2 separate regions of the Homo sapiens genome follow, and region 1 is linked to region 2. Evidence: read pairs that join two places in POLR2A ChIA-PET (ENCODE). Cell type or tissue: OCI-LY7. All regions are shown on one strand. Links, peaks and the distances in the headings refer to the core of each region. The heading gives the core; the rest is flanking DNA.

Region 1 (2,916 bases), core at 226-2,725, 130 kb after region 2:
AGATGGGATTTCGCCATGTTGTCCAGGCTGGTCTTGAACTCATGACCGCAAGTGCTCTGCCCGCCTTGGCCTCCCAAAGTGTTGGGATTACAGGTGTGAGCCACCATGCCCGGCCTCGTTTGTTTTCTTTATACTTTCAGTGTTTTCTAAAATTCCAAAAAGGAATATTACAGTTACCCCCCATTGAAAGGTATTTTTAAAATTGTTTCTTTTCAGGGTTCGGCAAAAGCAGAACAAATATCCGATACTATTTTTAACTCAAGGAAAATCTGAGATTTATCCTGAACTCATGGACCTCAGATCTCGGACAACCCCCATTGCAATGAGCTTTGCACAGTTTGAAAATCTACTGGTAAGTTATGTTTGAATTTTTATCTTTTTAATGTTCTGTTTTCTATTTTGGAGTAGTAGTAAAGATTTCATATTACTTTACCCATCTAATGTTAACGTTTTGACTAAACTGTAGCAAACAAGTGGCTCTACTTAAAAACGAGGATATTAGATCTCAGGATGAAAAACAATTACATTAAGTACAAAATTTGTTATAGGCATACGTTAAATTTTTTAGTTTAACTTTCTGAATAGATTTTATGAATAATCTAAAAATGTTCAGACTGTATGCCTTTTAAAAATATTATTCCCATTTTACAGATGAACGTGAACTTGTTTTGGTAGAGCATTCCATTAGTACATTTTTTGACTGCACATTCAATATGTATGCTTATACATTATGTATATATTAATATATTGTGAATATATTTATGTATGAAGTGTCCATTAAAAAGAATAAGTTAAAGTAATTGGAAGAAAAAAATCTACCATTTTCTTTTCCCGCCTGCTGTACTTTGGAGAGCACTGATTTAGAGTGTGAGCATTTAGCTTTGCAGTTAATGTTTCTTTTTCATGCACAACTAATTTTTCTTCTTCTAGGGGATAAATGTACATACTGAAGACTTGCTCAGAAACCCATCCTATATTCAAGAGGCAAAAGCTAAGGGACTAGTCATATTCTGCTGGGGTGATGATACCAATGATCCTGAAAACAGAAGGAAATTGAAGGAACTTGGAGTTAATGGTCTAATTTATGATAGGTATTTGTTTTTCATGAAAAATTTTCATGGAATTTAGAAGTATAGATTTCATCTTACGAAATTATAAATAAAATTAAACTTAGTTAAGTTAAAATTCTGCAGTTCAGCCTGAGGTTATCTTGACATTTGCCTGTGGGTGTTTTCAAAGTTTGAAGGATAGCAGAATCACTTGGGAAGCTTGTTAAGGATTCAAATGACTGGGCCTTAACTCAGATATATATACTAAATCACCCTGGGGGTGAGGGTGACTGCCAGCCCTTAGACCTCTTCTCTGTCTATACCAACTTTTTCATTCCTCTTGTCCAATTCTGTGGCTTTTCATAACTTTCTGTGTTCTCACACTTACGTATCTCCAACTCAGACCCTTCCCTAGACCTCTGTAGACTTTTATTTCCAGGTACTGACACCTGTTCCTCTTACAGTCTTCCTGATTTCAGTATAAGTGACAATTCAGACCATATTCTTAGTCTTCCATGACTCTGTTCTTTATCTCATACCCCAAATCCAGTCAGATAGAAAATCTTTTTGTTCTGTCTTCAAAATATATCCTGAATCAGACTACTCACCAAGTTAACTGTTGTCACTCAAGTAAAGCAGCTCATCTTTGGTGTGGATTGTTGAGGTAGCCTGCCCCCTGGTGACTGCCTCTACCCTTAACGGTCAGGCTGTTTATTCTTAGTACAGTAGTGAGAGGGAAGCTTTTAAGACCTATGTCTGATCATGTTGCTACTTAAAACTCTCCCACAGTTTTCTGTGTCACCTAAAGGAAAAGCTGAAGCCTGAGGGCCCTATATGAGCCAATCTGCCACCCCACCACCTTCAACCCTCTTTCCCTCTCTGACCTTCCACAAAATTCCCCCATCTGCTGTTTCCCATTCTTTGGAGAAAGACTTCCGTAACAATTTAAATGTCACCTCAGTGAGGACTTTCTTGAATAACTGATTTCAAATAACAACTTCTATTCACAGTGCACTCCCTGACTTGTCTCCATATCATTTATCATCATCTGACACACCACATATTCTGTGTTACATTTTACTTGTTTTTCTCCCTAGCCCCTTTCCTCCATCCTCCTGGGCACTAATGCACACATGCAAATGAGAATATAGGCTCCATGAGGAGGGCAAGGCTGTTTGCCTGATTTGTTCATTGCTATTGAGGTTAGAACAATGTGGGGCATCCAGTAGGGAGTCAAATAATTTATTGAACAAATATTTTTTTTTCCATCAGCTTCTTTGGCAGCCACTAATCTGAGAGTCAAAAAGGTTTCTTTAGTATAAAGATATTTGGGGTTAGAAGGGATGTCATTTACTCTGCTGAGGGATTAGCAGACTTGCTCATACAGGTGTACCTCAGCGATAGTGAAGGCTGGGATCCAGACCACCACAGCAAAGCAAGTCCTAAATCTTTTGGTTCCGAGTGCATATAAATGTTATGTTTAGGCCGGGCGCAGTGGCTCACGCCTGTAATCCCAGCACCTTGGGAGGCTGAGGCGGGCAGATCATGAGATCAGGAGTTTGAGACCAGCCTGACCAACATGGTGAAACCCTGTCTCTACTAAAAATACAAAAATTAGCCGGGTGTGGTGGCACATGCCTGTAATCCTAGCTGCTCGGGGCTGAGGCAGGAGAATCACTTGAACCCAGGAGGCAGAGGTTGCAGTGAGCCGAGATCGCGCCACTGCACTCCAGTCTGGGTGACAGAGTGAGACTCTGTCTAAAAAAAAAGTTATGTTTATACTACATTGTAGTTTACCAAGTGTACAGTAGCGTTGTGTCTGAGAAAACACAGTATATATCTTAATTTTAAAATACGTTATTACTAG
Region 2 (2,916 bases), core at 200-2,699:
CTGGATTACAGGCAGGAGTCACCGTGCCCGGCCTCTCACTTTTTTTTTAATGGAGTCTTGCTCTGTCACCCAGGCTGGAGTACAGTGGTACAATCATAGCTCCCTACAGCCTCGAACTCCTGGGCTCAAGCAATCCTCCTGCCTCAGCCTCTTGAGTAGCTAGGACTACAGACACTCACTACTGTGCCTATTTTTTTTTAAATTATTATTATTTTGTAGAAATGGGGTCTTTCCTTGTTGCCCAGGCTGGTCTTGAACCCCTGGCCTCTCAAGTGTTCTTCCCTCGGCCTCCCAAAGCACTGAGATTACAAGTGTGAGCTGTGCTTGGTTCAGTCTGGGTGAGCCTACAATTGAAAATACCTCACAGGGTACCTCGAAGCTGCTACCCACCTTTCTGGCCTACTACTCCACTGGACCCCTTGTCTCCATGCACTCTTTGTGTGGGCATAGCCAACTAGCCAACATTCACCCACTGGTGGGACAACAACAGAAGTATTGCTTATCATTATTGAGGGCTGACCAGGTGCCATACTCTTTTAAAGCATAACCTAATTTAATCCTGTGGCTGGGCATGGTGGCTCATGCATGTAATCCCAGCACTTTGGGAGGCCAAGGTGGGTGGATCACCTGAGGTCAAGAGTTCGAGTGTAGCCTGGCCAACATGGTGAAACTCCATCTCTACTAAAAATACAAAACTTAGCCAGGCAGGGTGGTGGCGCGCGCCTGTAATCACAGTTACTTGGGAGGCTAAGGCAGGAAAATCGCTTGAACCCAGGAGGCAGAGGTTGCAGTGAGTGGAGATCACACCACTGCGCTCCAGCCTGGGCCACAGAGCGAGACTCTATCTCAAAAAATAAAATAAAATAAAATAAAATAAAATAAAATAAAATAAAATAAAATAAAATAATTTAATCCTTGTGACAGCACAATGAGGCAGGTCCTACCATAATTCCCATCATATAGCTGATGCTCAGAGCAGTGGAGTGACTTGCCTAAGGAGAATAAGCAGTGAGGAGTCAGAGTCAGGATTCAAACCTGTTTGTCCAACTCCAGATTCAAATCCTCTAGCCACTTCACAGAACTCTTTTGCTTGTTTTTGGGCCTCTGTGTGCATAACCATTTCCGTCTGCCTGCAACACCTGCTCTGGTCTCTGCCTGGTAAACCCTCACTCCCTTCAAATGCTGCCGGTGCTCCCCCTTCCCTTGGCCCCTTGGCCTCACTGGTTCAGTGCACACCAATCAGACTGCCAAGTGCTAGCACCTGCAACCTTTTGCCTGAGTGTTTTCTGAAACTGTTGGTGCCTGCTCTGCATACATACATCGAAGGGCTGAGTACTAGGGAATTAATGGCCCCAAAAGAGGCTCCCAACCAATATTGATGGAAGCAGATGCATAAATCCCCGTCCCTCCATCCCTCCCAGACAAAATCTACAGTTTCCCAGCATCCCCGAGAAGGATAAAGCTCCAGCTGCCTACAATGGTAACTTGCTTAATAAGTTTGGTGTTTTTTTTTTTTTTTTTTTGTAAACAAGGTCTGGCCCTGTCACCCAGGCTGGAGTGCAGTGGCGTGATCCCGGCTCACCACAGTCTTGACTTCCCAGGCTCAAGCAATCCTCCTACTTCAGCCTCCCAAGTAGCTGGGACTACAGGCATGCACCACCGCTCCCAGCTAATTTTTGTGTTTTTTGTACAGACGGGGTTTTGTCATGTTGCCCAGGCTGGTCTCTAATTCCTGAGCTCAAGTTATCAGTCCCCCTTGGCCTCCCAAAGTTCTGGTTCTGGGATGACAGGTGTGAGCCACCATGCCCAGCCTGATTCACTTTTTTTTTTTTTTTTTTTGAGATGGGGGTCTTGCTCTTGTCGCCCAGTCTGGAGTGCAATGGCACAATCTTGGCTCACTGCAACCTCTGCCTTTCCGGGTTCAGGCCATTCTCCCGACTCAGCCTCCGGAGTAGCTGGGATTACAGGCGCCCGCCACCATGCCCGGCTAATTTTTGTATTTTTAGTAGAGATGAGGTTTTGCCGTGTTGGCCAGGCTGGTCTCAAACTCCTGACCTCATGATCTGCCCACCTCAGCCTCCCAAAGTGCTGGGATTACGGGCATGAGCCACCGCACACACTTTTACTGACTTCTTTCCTTTTTTCTGTCTCACTCTGTCACTCCCTTACTGTTGATTCCTGGGAACATCACCCAAAACCATTGCTTGCACTGGAATCTCATCTCAGGCTCCACCTCTAGAGGACCCAAAGCATGCCTTCTCTGAGAAGCCTTCTTCACTTTCCCTAGCAGAGCTGGCTATTCCCTCTTCTGCCCATGGCCTGGGACACACTCCATGAAGGTCGTATTCACATTGGCTTGCAGTAGTTAGTTGACATGTCAGGGTGTAGGTTTCCTATTGCTGCTATAGCATTACTACAAATGGAGTGGCTTAAAGCAATTTCATTTATTGTCTCACAGTTCTGTAGGTCAGAGCCCCACTCTCAAAAACTCTGGCTCAACTGAGTCATCTGCTCAGGGCCCCAGAAAGCCTCACTCAAGGTGGTGACAGGGCTGGGTTCCCTACTGCAAGCTCTGGGGATGGATCCCCTTCAGGTGTTGGTCAAATTTAGTTCCTTGTGGTCGTAGGGCTGGCGTCCCACCTTCCTTGCTGGTTGTGAGCTGAGGGCCAGTCTTTGCTCCAAGAAGCTTCCTGCATTATTTCTCATGCTTTCCATGTGGCCCCTTCACAGGTCAAGTCTTTCTCACACTTAAAAACCTCCCTGACTTTTCTTTCTGCCACATCTGTCTGACTCCAGCTGGAGAAAATTCTGTTTTAGGGGATCATGCGATTAAATTGGGACCACCCAGATAATACAGTATAATCTCCCTATTTTAAGTTTTTGGGTTTTTTTGAGACAGGGTCTTGCTCTGTCACC

Evidence for each region. Peaks named below come from ENCODE experiments on the same cell type or tissue, not always from the same donor. Only the 100,000 strongest peaks of a DNase experiment are listed, where the experiment ranks them.
Region 1: POLR2A ChIA-PET joins it to region 2 with 6 read pairs; 3 of 35 experiments call an interaction of 5 or more read pairs at or near these places.

The regions. Positions count from the first base shown.
Region 1 is chr20:5,556,120-5,559,035 of GRCh38, reverse strand. It overlaps GPCPD1 (glycerophosphocholine phosphodiesterase 1), which reads left to right. Exons shown (of 20, transcript NM_019593.5): 18 at 217-352; 19 at 931-1,091. Among named protein-coding and RNA genes, the nearest start is that of LINC01729, 48 kb to the right of the region's middle. In OCI-LY7, for the core only: CTCF peaks have their summits at 1,529 and 1,735 (motif pointing left); a DNase peak (open chromatin) is centred at 1,715.
Region 2 is chr20:5,690,393-5,693,308 of GRCh38, reverse strand. No RefSeq gene overlaps it. Among named protein-coding and RNA genes, the nearest start is that of SHLD1, 59 kb to the left of the region's middle. In OCI-LY7, for the core only: no CTCF peak of the experiment used is centred there; a DNase peak (open chromatin) is centred at 1,188; H3K4me3 peaks cover 999 bases; H3K27ac peaks cover 2,500 bases.